Linked DNA regions of Homo sapiens: region 1 is linked to region 2. Evidence: chromatin loops called from intact Hi-C (ENCODE). Cell type or tissue: heart right ventricle. All regions are shown on one strand. Links, peaks and the distances in the headings refer to the core of each region. The heading gives the core; the rest is flanking DNA.

Region 1 (2,806 bases), core at 262-2,761, 70 kb before region 2:
CTCACCAGAACCTGACCATGCTGGCACTCCAATTTCAGAAAACTTCTGTTGTTTATAAGCCATCCAGTTAAAGGTATTTTTATTATAGCACCCTGAGTGGACTAAGATACCCACTAAACCATTTGAAGAACTTTTCTGTGAGCTACCCAAGAGATGTTCTTAACTTCACACTTTGTTAATGGTCCTCGATTTTTCATTACCCTTTGGTACTGCAATGCAATCCCATTGTCCTTCTATGCATTGTTTTTTCCCATACTTTTAAAATGCTTGAATCAACGTGTTGGCCATATCTCTTCACCAGAACATCTTTCTAAAGTTACCATTAGTGGAAATGTTAGCAATTGAGCCACCCCTTTATGCTAGGGATTATCTGTGCCCCACATACTACCTGGTGTGGGGTCTTCACTGCCCACAGACTGGCAAGTGTTCCAGTCTCCAAAACCCATCTAACCACTTGCTTTCTTGGATCATCCCACTTTGCTGCCACTGTGTCAGTTGGGTCTTCTCCAAGTAGAAGCTAAGTTGCAATCGTGTGTGCAGGTACTCTACTGGGGAGAAATACCTGTGAATGAAAGCCAGAGGAAGCAAGGCTGGGCAGGAGTCATCAGACATTGATGCAGAGCTGAAAAAGTCTTTATCATCCCAGAAGGGAGCTCCACAGCAAATATTGCCCATTAGAGACAGGGTTTTTGTAACATCATCCCTCGCTTGGTCATTGGTGGGGCCGCTCTGAGAACAGCACAACTTTAGCTCCAGTGCTGAGATGGACCTGAAAGAGTTAACTGCTAGAGGTTGCTAACTAGTTACACTCAACCTATCCTTTCTTGAAGTGGAACCTGAGCTTCACCTTCGTGGGTCTGCTGCGTTGATCCACACTATTTGTGGAATATGTCAATGCAGATAATTCTTAGGAAAATGTAATTTCCACCCTGAAGATTTCGTTTCCCAATTTAAATATGTCCCGCTCGTTTCTGTGTGAGGCTGGTGTGAGGGATGGCTCAGGTTCTGAAGGGGCTTAAAAGCTAGTTAAAGCGACGCAAGTTTAAGGCATTATGTTTTCAGAGCCAATAGGATTCCAAGGTCGTGATCATTTCTCATTAAAAAATAATCATAAAAAATTAAGACTTCAAAGGGAAGTTGAAGTTCCTTCCTGGAACAACCCGGCCCATAGGAAGGAGAAACAATGGAGTTAGATCCTTAGGCTAGCTTTTCCTCTTCTGGGAAGGAAGTGTGAGATCTATGGGCCTGGCAGTAATCTGAGACTCCAGGTCCTCCCTCCGCCCTGGCTGCAGAGGCAGAGGCTAGAAAGGTAGCCTATGGAGAATCTCCTGGGGCTGACCCTGGAAGGGGTGCGGAGGGAGAATACCCATCTATGCATGACAATTGCTGAAGTGTATCCTTTTTTGCTAGCACCGCTCCTATCCCCACAGTGCCCTGAAAAGCAGAGACAGGGAGATGAGGAGATTTACCCTGTGAGGCCAGCACGCCTGAGATGTTCTCTGTTTCTGATCCTTCCGCAGAAGTCACAGAGCCAGGGTCAGGGGCCAGGTTTTTTAACTTCAAGTATATTGCTCATCTAACAAAACCAGACTAAGGACATAACAATTTAAAAATATAATATCCTTAATAACTATAAAAACTACCACTGATCTTAAGTCTTCTATGTGTGTTACCATGCAGGTGCTGTCTTTAAATAGTCCCTATCTGGCAAAGGAACTTAAGAGTTATCTAGTTTGGACCCCCATTTATAAGGATGAGAACACTGAGGGCCGAGGAAGGGAAGAGACATAGTGGCTTGTTGTCACATCATTCTTCTAGACAGTTGTGCAGCTGCCTCCAGAAAATCATGCTTGCCTTCATCTCTGTATTCCCAGAAGTCCACATGGGTCCTGGCACTGCAGCGCTTATCAAAAATATGTCAAATGCATGAAAAGAAACCAGAGATATCCTTAGTGTCAAACCAGAGAAATGAGTCTAATAGTTACTCGGAGCACGGGAGTCTGATAAGAATCTCATGGCCAAGCTAGTTATGCCAAGGGCAGGAAGGCAGCAATGGAGGAGGAAAGCAATAAGCAACTGGTGAGTTGGAGACTGCACACAGCTTTCTTCATTATCTAGGAGACTTTGTCATTTTTAATATATTGGATTCTGCTGGCAGCTGGGATGGTATACAAAGCTGTAAATACTATAAAGTACAGTCATGATCTGATTGAATGTCTAAGCTCTTTATACCAGTTAAAAGACTGAAATCTAGAATATCTGAGCTTCCTAAACAAGCACCTGTAACATTTGTTTCTGAGCTTTCACATAGGATCTGGTCAATGGCTGGCCATCTACAAATATATGTAGAAAGAGTGAATATTACGTTTAACACATTGCTGCACCTTCACAAAGCGGTTGTGGCTTGATATCTTTTCGCCAGGAACAATTTTCAGGAGAATAGTTCAGAAGTTGTCTCAATGTGAGTAAGAAGGGTATTTTGTATGGTTTTTACATTGTTAACCAGGGTCAGATTGAAATTTCTAGAGACACTTAGAGGACTGGTTCAGGGAGGTTCAGCCCAGTGGCTATATGCAACTGCTCCTGGTAGCCAAGCCTCCACTGGACTGTTCTCCTTTAAATAAGTTTAACAGTCTCTCAACTCCACCCATCTAGCTGGATTTTCAGATAGTTCCCCAGAGAGTTTATCTTTAGCTTATAGTCATTACAAGGAGAATTTTGTCAAGCTTTATTTTCTGTAATTTGCGTTTCTTAGGTTGCATATCTCTCCTTTTCCAAATACAAACATGCAATGTTTTTTAAAATA
Region 2 (2,806 bases), core at 306-2,805:
GCTACCAAGCAGCAAACACCTCTCAGACCTCTTACCTACCCTTGCATCAAATTATTTGAGCTTCTAATAAACCACAGCGTCTGAATTCCTAAACCCCCATAAAACAAAACAATTGTACAAAAAGGACAGGAGTTGAAAGAAATAGATGGCACCCGATGAAGTCATGTGTCTTTCCCAGCCCCCTCCTACTCTGTTGGTTTTCAAATAGTTCTTTTCACTTGTTCACTCCATATGGAGGAAGATATAAAAGCCTTCCTTGATGCCACGGAGAAAGGCTGGCTCTGAAAATCCCAGATCCGAAACCTGATTGGCAGCTATGGAAAAGTCCAGCACTCTCTAGGAGAGCAGGCGAGTGCCTCACCGTGAGGCCTGGCTGGGTGATGAGGCCAGTCCTGGGGTCTTTGCTCTGACAACACCTTGCTGAGCTGTTCTGGGCAAATCTCTTAACTTCTCTGGGTGCTCTCAGAATTCTTATTTATGCAATGAAATAACCTCTATGGGTCCTTTCCAGGATCATGATGTGAAGGAAAAGGTGGAATATTGGGCTGCATTTGTGGTGCTCTGCCAGTGCAGGTGAGGAGTGTGTGAGCATCCTAGGAGTGCATCCAGGTAGTTAGGAGGGAGAGGACAACACATAGTCTCCTAGGTGCAGGCGGCGGGGGAAGTCCGGTGGACACCTGTGAAGCTAAGTTCCAGGACCTTCTGGGGGCTGTGGAGAGGAAGGGGACCTTCTCCAGAGGGGCCGTGTTGATTGACTCATTCTTCTCTGACTCCTCAGAAGCCAGTTCATTGCAGTAGAGGGGCTGTCCTGCAAGTCATATGCTTCTCCTCCTTGCCTTAACTACAGGAATTCCAAGATGTTTACACAAACTTCAAGGAGTGAACCAAGTTATTAAAAGAGTAGCAATTAGGGTGGCCCATCCCAGCAATTTAGTTTCCTGTCTAAGGAAGCATGAAGGGGGAGGGGTTTCCAGGGAGGGGAGAGGGAGGGAGCATTCTTGTCTCCTGATTGGACCGCCCCAGGATTTCCATTTCTGAACACAGACACAGAAGGAGGGAAGAAAGGTTGCCAGATGCCAGCTCCCAGCTCCCTGGAGGAGTTACTCGCCGCCACAGATGCTCCAGCAGCTGGTTGGGCCCCTCCTCAAAGTGTCTCTCCTGCTTCCTTCTTTTGGGGGATTCTGGCTCAGCTTTGAAAGCCTTTTGGCATCTTTTGCCTGCCTCCAAAAATTAAGCTGTGTTGGAAGCTGCCTGATAAATCACTCTTTGCACCGTGGCTGCCATGGGGCTTGCAGAGAGTGGCTGCCTAGTGATTTACCGCGGCTGTCTGAGAGGGCTTTTCCAAGCAGCCAGCGTAGACCAGGGAGTCATCTCTGGCAAAAGGAGCATTTTGTCTAGCTCAAATGGACACTACAGAGAGGAAGTGGGATTGCTTTGTTCAAAACTTGTTGGTCATCCATTCCTCAAGCCAGCCGGAATCTCCAAGTTCATTTCTTCCATGCAACTTGAGCTCAAGAAAAGAGGTCCAGAAAAGTGGTTTTTCATGACAGGCCTGCTGGAGCCTTTCCTAGGGGAAGGAGAACTTTCTGGTTCTGAACTGCAGTTACACAATGCTGGGCAGGCCCTCTGATTTGTGGTCATAGTTTCCCAGAACCCCAAGGGACCCATCCAGGAAAACGCCCATGTCCCCTCGCCTGCGTTGTCATCTGCTCCCTCCCAAGGGGATTTTGTTTCCTTGATTGTGTTCCATAGTGGCTGTTGGAAGTCAGGTGCCCTGGACGCAGCTTGGACAGGAACCATGTGGTGTGAGGACCTGAGCCTTGTGCATACGTGGCTTTTGCTTCTGGTTCTGGCTTGACAGTGTGACGAGTTAATTAACCTCTTTCACCTCTAAATCTTCATCTCCATTATCAGAATAATAAGCTCTTCCTTGAGAAATTGTTGTTTCGACGAAGCCTCATATAGTTAGCACAAAGTAGATGGAAGAGTAGATCCAAATAAAATATTTTTAAACAATATTTTGTTGCTTGTTTTCTGTTCTTGTTTTTGTGGGGTTTTTTTTTGTTTTTTGTCTTTTTCCCTACAAACAGGTTTTCAGCCTACCATTTAAATAGGAACCCAAAAGGAACCCTTCAAAAATATGGGAGTTATAATTTAGTACACACTTGCAAAAGATTTGAGTAGATACTTTCAGCTACATAAAACTCATAATGTAAGGGTTAATGGAGATGCTATTAGCAGTAGTACTTTGGGACAGGACATAGATCATTAAAAAAAAAAGTGGGTTTCTCATGGCAGAGAACATAGGTTTTTATTTCTGGGGTAAAAATTCTCCTTAGGAATGTGTAATGCTAAAAGGTAAATGACAGGCTATTTGAAAGAAGAGAAAAAAAATGTGTTTACTTTTGCCTCCCAATAATAGAGTATCTCTCGCCCTTCTGAGAAAAATGGGAATTAATTTTCTTTAAAAAATGCACTGCATTTATTCTGAAATACAGATCTTCTACCTCCCACTCCACATTTTCTTGCAATTCCTTGTTCATGCTGCTACTCCAAGGGCAAAGGAGCAAAGCACAGTTTTATTAACACAAAGTGAAAATTGTTCCTTTGTTTTCCTTTTCTGATGGGTCTGTGATTTGGTAAAGAGCAACATTAAGCGTGCCTAATTTCATGCCAAATCTAAAATCTCATCCCAGGGATTCATCTGAGATACTTATGCTTCTCGATACTACTTAGAAATTTTGCGTGAAAGAAGGGGGAAGAGGTAAAGCTATTTATTATTATTATTTTTGAAGTTGTCTATCTT

What was found. Hi-C counts contacts between places; a loop is a spot of excess contacts. Peaks named below come from ENCODE experiments on the same cell type or tissue, not always from the same donor. Only the 100,000 strongest peaks of a DNase experiment are listed, where the experiment ranks them.
Region 1: it touches region 2 in a loop (4-fold over the local background); 3 of 110 quality-filtered maps call a loop at or near these places.

What each region holds. Positions count from the first base shown.
Region 1 is chr2:12,753,575-12,756,380 of GRCh38, forward strand. No RefSeq gene overlaps it. Among named protein-coding and RNA genes, the nearest start is that of MIR3125, 18 kb to the left of the region's middle. In heart right ventricle, for the core only: no CTCF peak of the experiment used is centred there; no DNase peak of the experiment used is centred there; H3K27ac peaks cover 2,500 bases.
Region 2 is chr2:12,823,559-12,826,364 of GRCh38, forward strand. No RefSeq gene overlaps it. Among named protein-coding and RNA genes, the nearest start is that of MIR3125, 88 kb to the left of the region's middle. In heart right ventricle, for the core only: no CTCF peak of the experiment used is centred there; DNase peaks (open chromatin) are centred at 1,133, 1,293 and 1,683; H3K27ac peaks cover 2,470 bases.